Regions from separate parts of the Mus musculus genome. Here region 2 is linked to region 1. A link is a loop called in an ENCODE intact Hi-C map of the cell type or tissue named here. Cell type or tissue: left cerebral cortex. All regions are shown on one strand. Each heading gives the region's core, and the rest is flanking DNA. Links, peaks and the distances in the headings are about the cores only. Region 1 overlaps Supt6 (SPT6, histone chaperone and transcription elongation factor). Region 2 holds the start of Rab34 (RAB34, member RAS oncogene family).

Region 1 (5,377 bases), core at 316-5,315:
TTTGCTTTGTGGTTTTTTTTTTGTTTTGTTTTGAGTCAGGGTCCTTTTGTGCAGTAAAAATGCCCTCAAACTTTTGGTCCTCCTCCTTCAAGCCTCCTGGATGTTTCTTCTTTTTTCTTTTCTTTTCTTTTCTTTTTTTTAAGACTTATTGTATTTTATATGAGTAGTACACTGTAGCTGTTTTCAGACACCCCAGAAAAAATGGCATCAGATCCCATTACAGAGGGTTGTGAGCCACCATGTGCTTGCTGGGATTTGAACTCAGCAGACTCCTGGAAGAGCAGTCAGTGCTCTTAACCATTGAGCTATCTCTCAGCACTGCTTCAGTCTTCTTTATTAGACCCTTTTCTTCTCTCCCTAACGTCTACATATTGGATTCTCTTGGGATTTAATCTCGATCCTCTATATACTTAGATCCCTCTGTGTTCTCTATTGTAGGCCAGGATCATCTTTTTCCTGGACTATGAGGTAGTTTCCCCAGTTTTCTGTTTCCACTCAAGATTCCCATATAGTCTTTGAAGATCCTTATGCTTTCTTCACATCCCCCTTCCTCTCCATGGTCAGGCTGACCTTCTCTGTTGCTAGGTCATGCTAAGAGAAGGCTCTTCTCCTGCACCTCATCCAACTATCTCCCCCAAGGAGTCAGTTCCTACCCTTTGCTCCTGATCACTCCTCACTCTGTAGAGGAGGCTGGCCTTGACTCAGAGATCTGCCTCTCTGCCTTCTGAGTGCAGGGATTAAAGGTGTTCACCCTCACGCCTGGCTAGGTCTTTATTTGAATGCACTTTTTCAAGACCAGATTGAGTTTCTCTATTAGAAGGTCTCGTGGTTCTCTAATTAGTTTGCAGCAGGGTCTCAGTGTGTAGCCTATGCTTGCCTCTAACTTGAAGTTCTCCTTCCACCTGCCAAGTGCTGGAGACTTAGGTGTCTCCACCTAAAAGAGAGAGTGAAGTATTTTGTAGGTGTGAGCATGCCTGTATGTGGAAGCCTAAGGATAGCTTTGTGGAGTTAGTTCTTCCACCTTTCTGTGAGTTTGGTGGTCTGATTAAGGTCATCAGGTTTGCATGGCAGACACTTGGCCTATGGAACCATCTAATCAGCCCCCAGCCTAGATTTTAGATTTTTTGTTTTTGTTTTTGTTTTTTTTTTTTTTTTGGTTTTTCGAGACAGGGTTTCTCTGTGTAGCCCTGGCTGTCCTGGAACTCACTCTGTAGACCAGGGTGGCCTCTCGCCTGCCTCTGCCTCCCCAGTGCTGGGATTAAAGGCGTGCGCTACCACGCCCGGCGATTTTAGATTTTTTAAAATGGGCCGGGCAACAGTGATGCGTGCCTTTAATCCCAGTACTTGAGAGGCAGAGGCAGGCATATTTCTGGGTTTGAGGCCAGCCTGGTCTACAGAGTGAGTTCCAGGATAGCCAGGGCTACACAGAGAAACCCTGTCTTGAAAAAAAATAATTTAAAAATGTAGATAGGTTTCTGAGACTTTTTTGGTTTTGACTTTAAGGTTTTTGCATTCTAAATGAATATTTACTCATTGGTACCTTTGAAATAAGCCTGAACCTTAGTTCACAATAACAGAATGCAGAATATTTTATATTTTAAACTCCACGGCAGACCAGAAGGGCTATCCCCCACATAACTAGGCCTTTTAAATCTAATTTTTTGCTCATGTTGCCTTTATCCAGGACCCCCCTTTTTTTCATAGAAAAATTTATTAGGGAGGATTAAGCACCGCAAAGGTGGGAGGGCATCAGGCATCCTCTTGTGAAGAAGTCCAAGGCATCTCTCAGCGCGTTCTCGTCATCGCTACTTACTGGATGGCAGACAAGGGTCCTGTCTACCACTGAGATCTACTGTGCCCTCGGACGTCTTTTACCATAATGTAATTTGTAAAAATTATGAACTCTACCAGGGAGGAAACATACTACATTCAGTTTTACAAACCAAGACAGAGCATGACCCTCAAGCAGACAAGCACAATGTAAATAGTCCTTGAAGCTTCAAAACAAAAGGAGTTAACAGACTAGATCTCTCTTCAGCCTGGTCTCCTCTTAATTGCCTCCTACAAGTTCTTGTTGGAAAGGAGGGACTGTTGAGTCCTCCCCTGTGGCAGTCTGATCCCAGCTCTAGTGCTCTTCCAGAGAATGTCATGGCAACCAGCACCCTCTCCCTCTGAGCCACAACTCACACTGCAGCCGGCTCCTGCCTGGAGAAACCTCCCTCCTCGTCAAGGCCCATTCCAGGTGCAACTTTAACTCAGTCTTTACTTTGAAGCGTGTGAGTACTAAATGCAAAGATCAAAACAAGAATCAGCTCATCCTACATGCCTCCTATTAATAATGATAGCACACACACGTGATGCTTTATTCACTCTTGGCATCGGCAGCCTGCAGTGCTGATGCAGCACTCCACGAATCTAGCTGTGGATGATGGGAAGTCATGATTGCTGCTGGCACTCCTCTCTTAACTGGAAGTCTTAGCATCTAGCTGGATTGGAAGCCTTCCACAGGGATAGCACAGTGCGTGCTTTATCTCTAATTTAGGCTGCGAGCTAGGAGGGAAGGGATTCAGCTGTCCTCTCGACTGCATGCAGTCTGGAACACCAGCTGCTCCCCCCCCCCTCAAAAAAAAGCCTTTGTTTTCTCAGGTAGGTTGTCCATTTCTCTCTGTTAAATAGACTAGGGACATCTAATTTGACCCCTTAAAAGATTGAATTCATGATATAGTGACCTAATTAAAGCAAATTGTGTGTTGAGACTGTTGTATCCAAATCTATTTTTAATGTCTCAGTTCAGGGCTTAGGAGGAGCAGTGTTCAAATTAAAATTAGCAGGCATGGTGGCTCATTCTTTTAATCACAGCACCCAGGAGACTGAGGTTGGAAGATTGCTGTGAGTCCTACTGAGTGAAGTTTCAGGTTACACAGCCCAGAGTGGAAAACTGCCTTAAAAAACACCAAATATAGGGATGGGGTTCTCTTTCCACCCTTCCTCTTTCCTTCCTTTCTATCTTTACTTTTTTTTTTCTTTCTTTCTTTTTTTTTTTAGTTGTGGTCTCACTATACAGTCCTGGAACTCTGTAAATAAACAAGTCTGGCCTCCAGTTCACAGAGATTCCCCCTTCTAAATTGTGGGATTAAAGGCATGATCCACCACATCCAGCCTAGAACTTCAGATTTAATTGGCAAAATCTTTTTTTTTTTTTTTTTTAAATTTTTTTATTTAGTCATTTATTTATTTATTTATTTAGTATGAATACACTGTAGCTGTCTTCAGACACACCAGAAGAGGGCATCAGATTCCATTACAGATGGCTGTGAGCCACCATGTGGTTGCTGGGAATTGAACTCAGGACCTCTGGACAAGCAGTCAGTGCTCTTAACCACTGAGCCATTCCTCCAGCCCGGCAAAATCTTTAAGACACTCATGCGGCATTACTCAAGCTCAGTGACCTTAAGGATAAAGATCTTAGGAAACAAAAGCAGGGGGGCATAGGCCTGATCCATGTAACAGCTCTGCACAACTTTTACATAGTCATCAAACTTCAGGACCAATTTATAACCTTAAAAATTATCCAAGAGATCAGGCAGTGGGTCTTGTTGGGTGGTGGTGGCGCATGCCTTTAATTCTTTTTTTTTTTTTTTTTTTTTTAAGATTTATTTATTATTTATTATATGTAAGTACACTGTAGCTGTCTTCAGACACACCAGAAGAGGGCATCAGATCTCATTACAGATGGTTGTGAGCCACCATGTGGTTGCTGGGATTTGAACTCTGGACCTTTGGAAGAGCAGTCGGGTGCTCTTACCCACTGAGCCATCTCACCAGCCCCCGCCTTTAATTCTAGCACTCAGGAGGCAGAGGCAGGCTGATCTCTGTGAGTCTACAGAACAAATTCTGGTACAGCCAGAACTACAAAGAGAAACCCTATCTGGAAAAACAGAAAAAAAGATTATTCCAGGGGCTAACGAGATGGTTCGAGTGGTTAAGAGCATGTGTTGCTCTTGCAGAGGTCCCTGGTTCAATTCCAAGCACCCACATTGTGCCTCCCAGGGTTCCCTAAGTTCAGTTCAGGGGCATCTGATGCCTTCTTCTGGCAGCCTCAGGCACTGCATGCACATGGTACACATAAACATTCATACATTAAAAATAAAATAAATCTTTGTTTTTGACATTGTAATGTCTACCTACAAAATACAGCTGGATTCTCCTAACTTTTTCTGCAATAAGCCTGTCACGTGTTATATGACCTGGAAAATACTACAGTACAAGAGAGGTGATCTCTGGACCACTGATACAATGTGACCAACACATTGAAATCCGACAAGTGTTACTGTTGGTGACTGTATCACTTTGAACAAGAGACTTCACCTCTGAGTGTATTTCTTCCCTTTTTGATTTTTATTTTCTTCTGCCCTAAATGACAGAGAAACAATGTTTTATAGCTGACAGGACAAGTTTCTAGTATTTGATCAATGAGCAGCAAATGGTGTTTTTAGTTAAAGTGCAAAGGGGTAGCTGGGCATAGGCACTTACTGCACAAGCCTGGCAACCTGAACTGATTCCTGAAACCCATGTCAAGGTGGAAGAGAACTGACTATGCACACATACAAATACACATACACATCCCCACACATACTCACATACACCATATACAAACCACACAGTATGTATACACGCACACCTAGTACACACACACACACACACACACACACACACCACCCCAAATACAGGTTCTTGATGTTGTTGACAAGGTTCATCTTAGTTGGGTATGGTGTTGGTTGATACCAGTTCAGGTGACTTCCAGAACCACAGCCACCACATTTATGTTACAAATACTAGGCACCTGTATTTGTACAGAGCGCCTAGAGGGTTAGAGCTTTTCTGGTACAGAACCACAGAGGGCCTTTTGCTGTACAGTCATTTGTTGTCGTGGTTCTTGTCATACCTGAGCTGGGTATGATCTCTGTCTTCCAGAAATTTTTACTCTGGAATGTGGGAAAGGGATACACAGCTAGTATAGGGTAGCTGAGGGGTGTTGCTGAGTATATTAGCAGGCAGCTTTAAGGCTCTGAGGTAGAATCCTGGGGTTATTGACTTGTTTGATGTATGGGATTTTAGTGGGTTGCCTTGTTTTAATTGTTTTTTTTCCATAGAACCTCAGGTAGCTCAAGCTATCTTTGACCTTGAACTTATCCTTGTGTGTGTGTGTGTGTGCATATATGTGTGTGTGTGTGTGTGTGTGTGTGTGTGTGTGTGTGTGTGTTTGTGTGTGTGTGCATATATATATGTGTGTGTGTGTATGTATATATATATATATATATATATAAAATGTGTATGAGTGTATGTGCACGTGCGCACACAAATGTGAATGTAGAAG
Region 2 (5,377 bases), core at 129-5,128, 52 kb after region 1:
ATCCTGTTCTGGCATCCTCACATACTTGGTGTGTTCCAGGGATGCCACGTCATTCAGGTTGAAGACAATGATGATGGCTGAAAGAGTGACAGAAACAGCTGCAGACTGACAGGAAGATGAATGGATGGATGTCTTTGCCTTTTCCCTGTCCATCACCTCTCCTCAGAACACTGACTGATGTGCTCTTAGACTTCCTGCATTCCAGAGCCAAATCCCTACCTTGAGCTCCACGGTAGTAGGTGGAAGCAATGCACTTGAACCTTTCCTGACCAGCCGTGTCCCAACTGGAAGAAAGGAGAGCAGAACCCAGATAATAGGGTGTGCAAAATGGGATGACAAGGCTATCTGGAAGGAGTGGAAGAGACACTCACAGTTGGAGACTGAAGGGGACACCCAAGACTTCAAATCGTTCCATCTCAAAATCCACTCCGATGGTAGCCTTGTAATTCTTATCGAAGGTGTCTTTGCAGAACCTAAGGAGACACCAAGTAGCCTGTAGCCCCGCCTACCCTGTTAAACTGGATCCAGCTGAGTCTTTGCCCGGCCAAGCTCCAGTACCCTGTTACCTATTAATGAGACAGGTCTTCCCCACAGATAGGTCTCCCACAACGATGACCTTGGATATCTTAAATCTGTTGGACAGAAGAGTGGATGGACAGAGAAAATCCATATCAACTAAGGTACATTACCATAGATAGGCAGGTCTCCCTGGAAGCCCAGAAAGTCCTGCACAGATGTGCTGTGGAGCAGTGTTCAACATTAGGGACTTTCAGACCTGTTTTTCTGGAGTGATGGGGGAGGAAGTCGTGTAGTGCTGGGGGTAGCCTAGGAGGGCTCTGCACATGTTAGAATAGTGTGATCGTTCACTCTGTCTCTGTCTGTCTGTCACTCCTCCCCGCTCTCAGATACCCCGCCCCCGACTAGAGGTTCTATGGGTGGTGTGACTCTCCCTGTTGGATGTCTTTTCCATAGGCTCACAACCTCAATGGGAGGAAACTGGGAGAACATCAGAACTGAGGCATAACCTTGTAACCACAAAGGGGTGAATGACTTCAAAGTTTCTTGAGTAATTTTTTAGCTAGGAGTGTCCCTAACTCACCCCACGGTGCCTGTCCGGTGCTCCTGGCAGGCGCAAGTGACGCGGGGGTGGAAGTCTTTGCGCACGTGCAAAGCGGCCTCTTTCTTCAGGCACTGAGAGGAACATTGTGAGAATGGAGCTTTTGTGCCATAGCCAAGCAGCCCTGGGCTGGGGGTGGGGTGGGAAGCGGACCACCCAGGAGCAGCGGGCCTTGCAGGGCGACGGGGCTGGGCCACCTTCTCCCCGCCCACACTCAGCGACAGCCAGAGGCCCGACGTGGCCCTGGTGCCTACCTGGGGCAGCTCCGCCAGGACGCGGTCCCTCCGCACGGGCGCCAGAATGTTCATCTTGTCTGCGGCCTTGCGGGGCTCCCCGGGAAGGCGCAGAGGCCTGATCCGCCCCGGCGGCCGGGACCCGTGGAGACCCGACGATTATCCGCGGCCGCGGGGTACCGACAATCACCCGGGGCCACGGAGAGCCTGTGGGAGCCCTCGGCCTTGGAGACGCTACGACCACCGCGGGCCAAGGGGACGAGACAATCACCCCGGGTCTGGGAGAGCCCACAATCACCCGAGCCCGGGGCGTCCCGAAGACCACTCGGGGGCGGGGAGATCCCCCGGCCGCTAGTTGTGGGCGGGGAGTCGCGTCCCGGGGAGCCCGGGCCCGCGCGGATCCTACAATGACACGGGGTCGGATAGCCCCTACGATAACCCGGGGCCGCGGAGACCCGACGACAACTCGGGGCTGGGATGGCCCTACCATAACAGAGAGGCCTGGGGGGGCTCGGGGCCGCCCCGCCACACGGGGTCACTTTGCGCAGGGGCAGCAACTGCCGACGCCCTCGACCGGTGAGAGGAGGGGGCGACAACCCTAGACGCGCAGCGAGGCCCGCCGTCCCACTCTGCGAGCGTTGCAACACGATCCCCGGAAATTCCTGGAGAAGGGCCGCCCCCTGCCCCGCACCCCGTCGCTCCCGGGTTTGCAGCCGCCTTCAGCGCGGCCCTCGCCAACCCCCTCCTCTCCTCTCCTCCTCGCGCGCTGCCCGGGCTCCAGATGCCCTACCCAACGCCAGGACCGCCTACACCCAGACTGGAGCCTTTCCAGACTGGGATCCCTTAAGTCTCTCCCCTCCATCTCCCTGTTGGAGCCGCGTCTTCCCCGGGACCACTTACCCAACGGAACTGGTGATGGGGAACCCGTGATTGTAGCACAGCATCTGGCAAGACCCGGAGCCGCCGAGGGGAAAAGGGGGAGAGAAGGGGCCCAAGGAGAGGCGGTGCTTCCCTCCACGACTCCAGGCCTGGCACATGACTCATAGAGTCTGCCCCTGCTCGCCCTTCTGCCCTGGGAGGTGAGAGGGATCTCCTAACGGGGGTGTCAAGATCTGAACGAGGTGTCCACTAAGGACCAGACGTCCCAGATCTGTTGACTTCTCCCGTCGAGCCTCCTTCCATGAAAGATAAAGAAGTGTTAGGTAGACTGTGAAACTTCGTCTTTTGGCGTGGTCACTCACCACTATGGGATTGCAGAACCCTGCTTCTAATACGGATGAACATTTTCTAGCCGGAATAGAACAGTCAAAACCAGAACAGCTTTTCCTTTTTGTACACACACACCGCCCGCGCAAAGAAGAAATTGATATATGTTTATATGTTTGGAGCTAAATTTGAAGATACAAAAATGAGTGGAATACAGTATTAGAAGGGGAAGACTAGTTCAGGATTGAGGACTATGAAATTATTCACAAGAAAAACTAGAGTAAGAGAAATCACAGCTGTCTCAGCTGTGGCTAAAACTACTTAAGGATCATTACTGGCGTCTAGCACGGGGGCTGACACCTGTGGTTCTAGCACTTATGAGGCTGGGGACTTTACTTTAAAGCCAGCCTGGACTACAGAGTATGACTTTTGTCTTTTTTTTTTTTTTTTTTTTTTTTTGGTTTTTTTCGAGACAGGGTTTCTCTGTATAGCCCTGGCTGTCCTGGAACTCACTTTGTAGACCAGGCTGGCCTCGAACTCAGAAATCCGCCTGCCTCTGCCTCCTGAGTGCTGGGATTAAAGGCGTGCGCCACCTTGCCCGGTGACTTTTGTCTTAAAATAAATCTGGATGTGATGCACTTGGAGGCAGAGGTAGACCTTTGTGAGTTTGAAGCCAACCTGATTTACTTAAAGAGCTCCAGGCAATTCAGAGTTGTGTTGTGAGGTCCTGTCTCAAGAACTAAGAGGAGGAGGAGAGGGAGGAAGAGGAGGAGGAGGAAAACAATGATTAGGTTTGGAGAGACAGTTCAAGAAGGCTCAGAGGTTAAGAGCACTGACTGCTCTTCCAAAGGTCCTGAGTTCAAATCCCAGCAACCACATGGTGTCTGACAATCATCTGTAACAAGATCTGACTCCCTCTTCTAGAATGTCTGAAGACAGCTACAGTGTAGTTACATATAATAAATCAATCAATCAAAAAAAAAAGTAATTAAGAACACTTGCTGCTGATCTTATAGAGATCAGGGTTTCTGCTCCGACCTGTACCCCGAGTTCCAGGGGTTTAGACACACTCTTCTCTCCTCCTGCACCAAGCATGCATGTGCTACACAGTTTCATGCAGGCAAAACACTCATACACATAAAATAATTTTAAATACTAGGGACTGTAGATCATGTAGTCATGTAGTAATGACTGCAGTCATTACTCAACAGTGTACAGTGCATGTGTGTTCTGAGAGAAGGCCCTTAGTTTATTTCCCAGCAGCCACATGTTGTCTTCTCCTGTTGAGCCTCCTCCCGTGGTTCAGGACCACCAGGAACTCCAGCTCCAGGGTATCCTAAACCTGGCTGCTGTGGTTACCTACATGTACACACATGCAGACACACATGCACATACATGCACACACATGCAGACAAACACGCACATACATGCACACACATACAGACACACATGCTCACACATACATTTAAAAAAGTAAAATCTTTTTGTTGTTGTTATTGACTTGGTTTTTCTCTGTGTAGCCCTGGCTGTCCTGGAACTTGCTTTGTAGACCAGGCTATCCTCGAACTCAGAAATCTGCCTGCCTCTGCCTCCCAAGTGCTGGGATTAAAGGCTTGTGCCACCACCACCCACTATTTTTTTTTTAAAGAATTATTTATTATATGTAAGTACACTGTAGCTGTCTTCAGACACTCCAAAAGAGTCAAATCTCATTACAGATGGTTGTGAGCCACTATGTGGTTGCTGGGATTTGAACGCAGGACCTTCAGAAGAGCAGTCAGTGCTCTTAACTGCTGAGCCATCTCTCTCGCCCCTCACAGCAGACTTTTTTGTTGCCACCAAATCACTGTGGTAACAACAGATCACTGTAGTGATAACTACATTGGACTCAGCTCTGCAACCTCAGTCTCCCACAGGTCAGATGGAGAAGGTGGAGAAAATCCTGTCCTAACATTGCACAGCTTCGCTTTATCTGCATCACTTAGGCAAACTGCAATCTGTTTGTATCTTGTTTATCTGTTTGTGGCAGCCTCACTATGTAGTGCTGGCTGGTCTGGAATTTACTGTGTACCACAGGCTGGCCTTGACTTTGTGTCAATCTTCTTGTCTCCTGAGTGCTGGGATTATAGGTGTGGCCTACAAAGGCCTTCTATCATTTATCTATCTATCTATCTATCTATCTATCTATCTATCTATCTATCTATCTTTTTGAGAGTGGTCTCACTACATATACCTGACTAACCTGTAATTTGCCATGTAGATCAGGCTGACCTTGAACTCACAGAGATCTGACTGCATTTATTTTCTCGTGCTGAGATTAAAGGTGTGTGTCACCACGCCAGGCTACAAATTGTATTTAAATTATTTTCAGACAGGCAGTGGTGGTGTACGCCTTTAATCCCAGCACTTTGGAGGCAGAGGCAGACAAATTTCTGCGTTCAAGGCCAGCCTGGTCTCAAAGTGAGTTCCAGGACAGCCAGGGCTACACAGAGAAACCCTGTCTCAAAAACAACAATAACAAAACAAAAAATATTTTCCCTGGTTTTTTTTCTTTTTTGGTTTTTCAAGACAGGGTTTCTCTGTATAGCCCTGGCTGTCCTGGACCTCACTTTGTAGATCAGACTGGCCTCAAACTCAGAAATCCACCTGCCTCTGCCTCTCCAGTGCTGGGATTAAAGGCGTGGGCTACCACGCCCGGCTTGGGTTTTGTTTTTGCTTGTTTGTTTTGTTTTTGGAACAGGATCTCTCTATGTAGCTTTGGCTGTCCTGGAACTTGCTATGTAGACCAACCTGGGCTTGAACTGCTGGGAATAAAGGTGTG

What was found. Hi-C counts contacts between places; a loop is a spot of excess contacts. Peaks named below come from ENCODE experiments on the same cell type or tissue, not always from the same donor. Only the 100,000 strongest peaks of a DNase experiment are listed, where the experiment ranks them.
Region 2: a loop joins it to region 1, with 2.4 times the contacts of the local background. A loop is called at or near these places in 3 of 42 quality-filtered maps.

Annotation. Positions count from the first base shown.
Region 1 is chr11:78,237,475-78,242,851 of GRCm38, reverse strand. The region is part of intron 1 of Supt6 (SPT6, histone chaperone and transcription elongation factor); the gene reads left to right. Among named protein-coding and RNA genes, the nearest start is that of Supt6, 5.5 kb to the left of the region's middle. In left cerebral cortex, for the core only: a CTCF peak has its summit at 4,085 (motif pointing left); DNase peaks (open chromatin) are centred at 2,442 and 2,812; H3K27ac peaks cover 1,467 bases.
Region 2 is chr11:78,185,385-78,190,761 of GRCm38, reverse strand. It overlaps Rab34 (RAB34, member RAS oncogene family), which reads right to left and starts at 2,014. Exons shown (of 10, transcript NM_033475.3): 1 at 1,372-2,014; 2 at 1,100-1,191; 3 at 567-632; 4 at 372-473; 5 at 220-284; 6 at 26-77. The coding sequence starts at 1,425. RefSeq lists an enhancer at 991-1,223. In left cerebral cortex, for the core only: no CTCF peak of the experiment used is centred there; DNase peaks (open chromatin) are centred at 1,225, 2,078 and 2,273; H3K4me3 peaks cover 1,972 bases; H3K27ac peaks cover 2,348 bases.